Linked DNA regions of Mus musculus: region 1 is linked to region 2. The links are chromatin contacts, found by Hi-C or POLR2A ChIA-PET in ENCODE. All regions are on one chromosome and are shown on one strand. The core of a region is the stretch at or near the end of the contact, and the rest is flanking DNA. Distances in the headings are between cores, read along the strand shown.

Region 1 (2,862 bases), core at 359-2,858, 300 kb before region 2:
ATTTTTACTACACTGAACAAACCTTCTGTGGACATAAATTTATCTTAAAGCAGTTCACAGACTCAAACTAAACAAATCCCAACTTCAAAAAGCTGTGGCCTTAGACAAGATGAACTCAAGCGTGGAAAGACAAAATACTAGAAGTTCAGAATCCAGTATTTCCAAACCTTCAGATAAAGATCCGCAGCCCCTAGTGTTTTACAAAGTTACAATGAGCAAAGGGTCAAAATGGTTTACTAAAAACCCTGAAGGAAGCTGCTTATCTTAAAAGGAGAGCCACATTAGTAACTTTTACACCAAAGCAAACAGCTCAAGCTACAATCCTACCTTCAGAAGTAACTGGCTTTAAAAACTGAACGCCCAAAAGCCCTCATAAATCATCTTAATAATCCCAGTAATTAATGGGGTGAGCAAAATGATCAAGTGTAACGAAGCGTTATCGTAATTTGCACAATGAAAACGAACAATCCTTCAAAGTTATGGTGGGGATAAAGCCTTCTCTGGTCATCTATGTGGGAGTTCCTCGCGATGTGGGAGGGGAGCTCTTGGGAAGAGGGGTGAGCTTCACTGGAGAAAAGTTACTGGAGTGTTCCTCCCTTAACGTGGGAGTGGTACTGACGAGTCAAACAAATGACCCATGTTTACCCACCGCGTTCGTGAGGACCGAAACTGTAGCACTGTGTAGCTATCTACATGTTTGTCCTACTACCTGCTGAAAGCCCCTTGGAGAGGGAAGCACACCAACACAGGGAGGATCAGAGAGGAAGAACACCCCCTCCTCAAGGGGGAGGAAAACACACACAAGCTCTCACAGAAACAAAAGGCCACAAGGAACCCAGGCGCTTAAAAAGCGATCCGAAACTTCCTGATGGTCACCTCTCCATATTTCAAGGCTTGCAAGATCGCCCACTCCCCCACCACCATGGGGGGCTCGCCCGAGGACCGTGGCCCACCGCCCGCTTTCTAAAGCCTTGTATTGTTCCTCCCTCGGCGCTGCCACGGAAGCTCCAGCCAAGTCCAAGGAGCCCGCGGGACCACAGAATCTCCACTCCGCGGCCACAAGAGAGGACCTGGGGCTGCTCAGATCCATCCAAAAAATAAATAAATAAATGCAGGGGAGGAAGGAAAAAAAAAAAAAAAGAAGCCGAGCCGAACGGCAACACCAACCTCTAGGGACTCCCGGCAGGGCCGAACGGAGGCACGGAGCCGCCGGCAGCCGCGGGCGAGCCGGGCCCCGGCCGCGGCCCGCTCCCCACCCCCTCCTCGCGGATAACAATAGGGCCTCGCTGCCGCCTCCCAAACACGTACGAGCGGAGCGAGCGCGGTGCCTCCGCCAGGCCCGGCGGCGTCTCTAAGCCCTTTCTCGCCCCGCCAACCGCTGCCAAACGCCAATACGAGAGGCGCATCGGCTCGCTGGGGGTTCGGAGCACGGTTTGGGGCCACCGGGGCGCGGATACTCACGGGCGGAGCGGTAGGATGAAGATGGATTCCGGCCCCCCGATCTTCGCTCGCCGGCGCTCTCGCTCCCCCTTACCTTTCACTCCGACAACATGGCGGCCCACTGGGGACTGGGCTGACGCGGTGCATCATGGGAGCGGCGCCGGCGCCGGCCCCAGCTCCGGCGGTGGCAGCGGCGTGTGCGGAGCGGGCGGGCGGGCGGGCGGCTCTGGAACAGGTTGCCCGGTTGCCATGCCAACGGCAGGGCCTGTGTGAACTCGGGGAAACTCGCAGGCCACACAACCGCTGTGCCCGCCCGCTGGGGCGAGCGCGCGCCGCCGCCGCGGAGGGAGCGGGGTGGGAGGCACGGGAGCGCGCACGGAGTGCCCGGGCTGCCGTGGGGGGGAGGGGACGCCAACCTGGGGCTGTGCCTGAACCTTGGCACAGCCTGGCCAGTGTCTGGGTTCGAACCCCTTCTAGCCCTCTGGCTCCTGGCCTTTTTGCATCTTTTCCTGCCTCGTTTCCCCAGTGTAACATACAAAAGAAAAGAGCAACAGAACGACCATGCTGATGGAGGGCAGGACCTCAACCTAATTTGCAGGATCTGGAGCGCAATGACAATGGCAGGACCCTTGTTCAAAGGTCATTAGAAATATCAAGATGGAAACTAAGCAAATTAAGCTGAGAACTAGAAGCCAGAGGTGTTTGCAAGCACTCCATTTCAGTTGATTGGTTGGTTGGTTTAAAGATGCATTTGTATGTGATTACACTGTCCTACCTTCAGACATACCAGAAGAGGGTGTCAGATCCCATTACAGATGGTTGTAAGCCACCATGTGGTTGCTGGGAATTGAACTCAGTACCTCTGGAAGAGCAGTCAGTGCTCTTAACCAATGAGCCCTCTCTCCAGCCCTGGTTTGGTTTTTATTGTGACAGGGTCTTTTGTTGTAGCTCTGGCTGGGCTGCTCTCTAACCTACTGAAATCCACCTGTCTCTGCCTTCAAGAACCGTTCAATTTTTTTTTTTTTTTTTTTTTTTTTTTTTAGGTTTTTTAGGCTTTTTAAATTCTTTTTGATTTTTCAAGACAGAGTTTCTCTGTGTAGCCCTGGCTGTTCTGGAACTCCCATTGTAAACCAGGCTGGCCTCAGAACTCACAGAGATATCCCCACCTCTGCCTCCTGAGTATTGGGATTAACAGCCTATGCCACCACCACCTCGCTTTTTTTTTTATTTCTGTTTTTGAGATAGGGTGTCATAGAGCCAGGCTGCCCTCAAACTCACTGTGTAGCTAAGGATTACCTTGACCCCCTGAGCCTACTTCCATACCTTCCTTCTGTTACTACAGACATACCAAATGTAGGACTTCACATATGCCAGGCAACACCCTACCAAACAACTGAGCTACATCCCCCCCCACCAGGTCTC
Region 2 (3,068 bases), core at 278-2,777:
CAAGTCCAGTTCCCAGCATCCACAATGGGCAGCTTTCAAGGGCTGTAACTTTAGGGTCAGAGGATCCAACATTCTTTTCTGGCCACTGAGTTCCCCCTCCCCACATATGAAACACACACACACACACTCACACTCACACACACACACACACTCACACACACACGCCTAAAACAGCACTCAGTAAAACAGTAGACCTTGCATTCTAGTGGAAAGTGAGAGAAAGGCACACAGAGCCACCCAGTGCTGAGTGCCATGGGAAGAAACAGTATGGGTTCCAGATTACAGGACACTCCAACTTGAAACACAGTGGTCAGGAAAGCCCCTCTGAAAACCTGGTGTCTGAGCAAAGATTTGAAAGAGCAAACAGCTGACCATGTGGGCATTTAAAAGAACATTCCAGCAAAAGCACCAAGGAAAGAAAGAACATTATAAGTCGGTGTCTTGAGCCAAGTGACATGCCAGAAAACTGGTAGATGAACAAGGTAAGGAGGGGATTATTACAGAGAATTTGATTTTTAAAAAAACGCACAATAGAAAGCCAACATAATGTTTTCAGCAGAGTATACCATGTGACTTAATATTTCCATGATTCCCCTGGCTACTGGATTAATAACCAATCCTTGGTTCAAAGACAAAAACCAGGAATACTAAATTAAGCTCTACCTGCAGTGATGTCAGATGACATAAAAACAGTTTTAACAAGAAGGTAAAAAAAAAGATCATAGTTACACAGATCTCTTCTCTTCTCTCTTTCAACAGGACTTTGCCATAATAAATAGCCTACACTGGCTTGGAGCCATGGATCTTCTGGATACAAAAAAGTTTGCCTTCCCCATTTGCAAAGTAACAGCTTCTTTCAGTCAGGTACCATGGTTAATGGAAATTTCACACGCAAAACATCCAAGATAACATCCAACGAGTGTTAATTACAATTATAAATGCAGAGAAAGAAAAAAGTTCTACCAGGTAGTAAAGCGAGCTATCATTCATTTCCATTGCCTCCCCTCTCATTCATTCGTCCACTCTGCAAACTTTCCTGAATGTTTCTTTTATGCTAAACCCCTGAAGATTTAGGATGCGGAAGCTTGGGTCTTGATTTTGAGGCCAAGGTTTTAAATGATTCAATGCCACTGAAGGGCTGAAAACAGGCGTCTACTAGGGAAACACGTATGAACCACACAGAGAACACCAGGCACCTTCACAGAAGCCTATTTTAACTTCAGGCTCACTGTCTTTCCGTTCCCTCAGAGGCGACATCATCCGTAGGAAGAGGGGCGGAGGGCCAAAGGCGGGATGACTCCCCACTTACCGCCTGCAGCAATGCCCCTGGAGTCGCCTGCTGCGGCCCCGCTCCGGGGCCGGCTCCTGCCGCTCCCAACAGCAACTCATGTCGCGGCCGCTTGACGGGAACCAGGGGTAGCTCCGGGCCCTTACGCTTCTGCTGCTCGATCATGGCGGCAGCCACTCTCCTCGGCGCCGCCACTAACCGCGCCGCCGACCGGAGGCGCCGCGCAATTGGTTCCAACTGAGTTCTTCCTCCAGAACTTCCGGAGAGGAGCAACCAATTGGCTTCTAACATTTCCTTCTGGAAAGCCCTCTGAATACACTCTTGTGATTGGTCCCATTCTGATGACGTCACGAGAAGGCGACTCTGGGATTGGGTCGCGGAGCTGGCGTTCTCCCCCGCCCCCTCGGGCGCGCAGTGCATCGTGGGTGAGAACGAGCGGAGCAGGTTTGGCGTTCCTAGCTATGAAGCGGCTGTCCTGCTAGGCGCGGACGCGGAGTGAGTGTGTGGGGAATCAGGCGGGTGGCTGTTCCAATCTGGAAGGTGCGAGGTGGTGATAGGCCTGAGCCTGCCCTTTTCAGCTATCAGCCTTAGCAGCATGGGGTGGCAGGAGGTGTCGCCGGAAAGAGAAGTCCCTTGGTAGGCTGGAGCGGAGCTTTGGCATCTCTGGCTCCAGGACTCGAACCCTCAGACGGCTATCCCTTGACAGCTGCTCTGCAGGATGCCAATTCTGCGTCTAGCTCTGTGCTGGCCCGAGTCCTGGCCTCCAGGCTTCAGTGCCGGACTTGGCTGAGGCGGCGGACTTAGTTGTCACTGATTTAGCCGTCTTTTTAAAAGGGCTTTAATTTATGTCCCCGAGACAGCCAGTGATGAGGAAAGTATCAGATGGTTCTTCCGAAGCACAGTTTAGTTGAGAAATCGAACAATCATGCTTGCGTGCCAGGTCTTCTCGAAAGTGGTCCAAATGATATTTATTGTGCAGTGCGTTTGGGGGTCATTCTGAAGAAATATGGTCCTCTACCCCAGAGTGTGGGAAACGTGTTAAACAAATTTGATGTTAAACAAAAACCATTTGATCGGAAGACTACCTAAACAAGCGATGCCTCTTGCTGTGAGTTACTAATATAAACTTGAAGGCTTTTTAAAGGAAAAGACATCTGAGCGGTTCCTATCTGATGGGACGGTTCTAATTAGGGGAAGAGAGGAAGGGAGAACGTTCTGCACAGAACAGCAGGTTCTATCAGTCGGAAAGATGAGGGAGACACAAAGAGCCGGTGTGGGGGGAGAGAGAGAGCGAGAGCGAGAGCGCTAGCTTAAAGTGAATATGGTATGGGATGAACCTGGAAGTCATGAAGATTTGCAGGAAGTTGAAGCTTTTACTTTAAAATTAATAGGAAGCCAGCGATAGTTTTCTCTCTCCTCCAGAATGTGGTGCAAAAGAGGACTTGATCCCTCAGGCTTAATGGTGTGATGAGATTGGAGAAAGATAAGAGGTTTACTGGGAGTAAATAGACCATTTCGGGAGCATGAACAGTAGTTCTGATCAGCAATGCCAGTGAGAACCAAGCTGGAGCTGTGACTGAAGACAGGTTTAACAGTATCTTGAGATAGCAGGGGAGTAAATTGGACAGAATAGATTGGATGATGCTCTTAGTCCCAACACTGGAGGCTGAGACAGGAGGTCTCAAAACCAAAAGCAACAAAACCAAAGCTAGCCTGGGCAACATTGGGATTTTCAACCCATACCAGGCTGCTAGCGTGACACATTGTTTCATCTTCTTTT

Evidence for each region. Hi-C counts contacts between places; a loop is a spot of excess contacts on that map. ChIA-PET counts read pairs that join two places held with the same protein, here RNA polymerase II (POLR2A).
Region 1: POLR2A ChIA-PET joins it to region 2 with 12 read pairs in Patski. The contact joins the promoter of Pum1 here to the promoter of Snrnp40 in region 2. A Hi-C loop is called at or near these places in 1 of 37 maps with a recorded cell type or tissue (T-helper 1 cell). POLR2A ChIA-PET finds 5 or more read pairs at or near these places in 3 of 5 experiments (Patski and embryonic stem cell).

The regions. Positions count from the first base shown.
Region 1 is chr4:130,662,067-130,664,928 of GRCm38, reverse strand. It overlaps Pum1 (pumilio RNA-binding family member 1), which reads right to left and starts at 1,608. Exons shown (of 22, transcript NM_030722.3): 1 at 1,462-1,608.
Region 2 is chr4:130,358,591-130,361,658 of GRCm38, reverse strand. It overlaps Snrnp40 (small nuclear ribonucleoprotein 40 (U5)), which reads right to left and starts at 1,527. Exons shown (of 10, transcript NM_025645.2): 1 at 1,310-1,527. The coding sequence starts at 1,453. It overlaps Zcchc17 (zinc finger, CCHC domain containing 17), which reads left to right and starts at 1,667. Exons shown (of 8, transcript NM_153160.5): 1 at 1,667-1,783.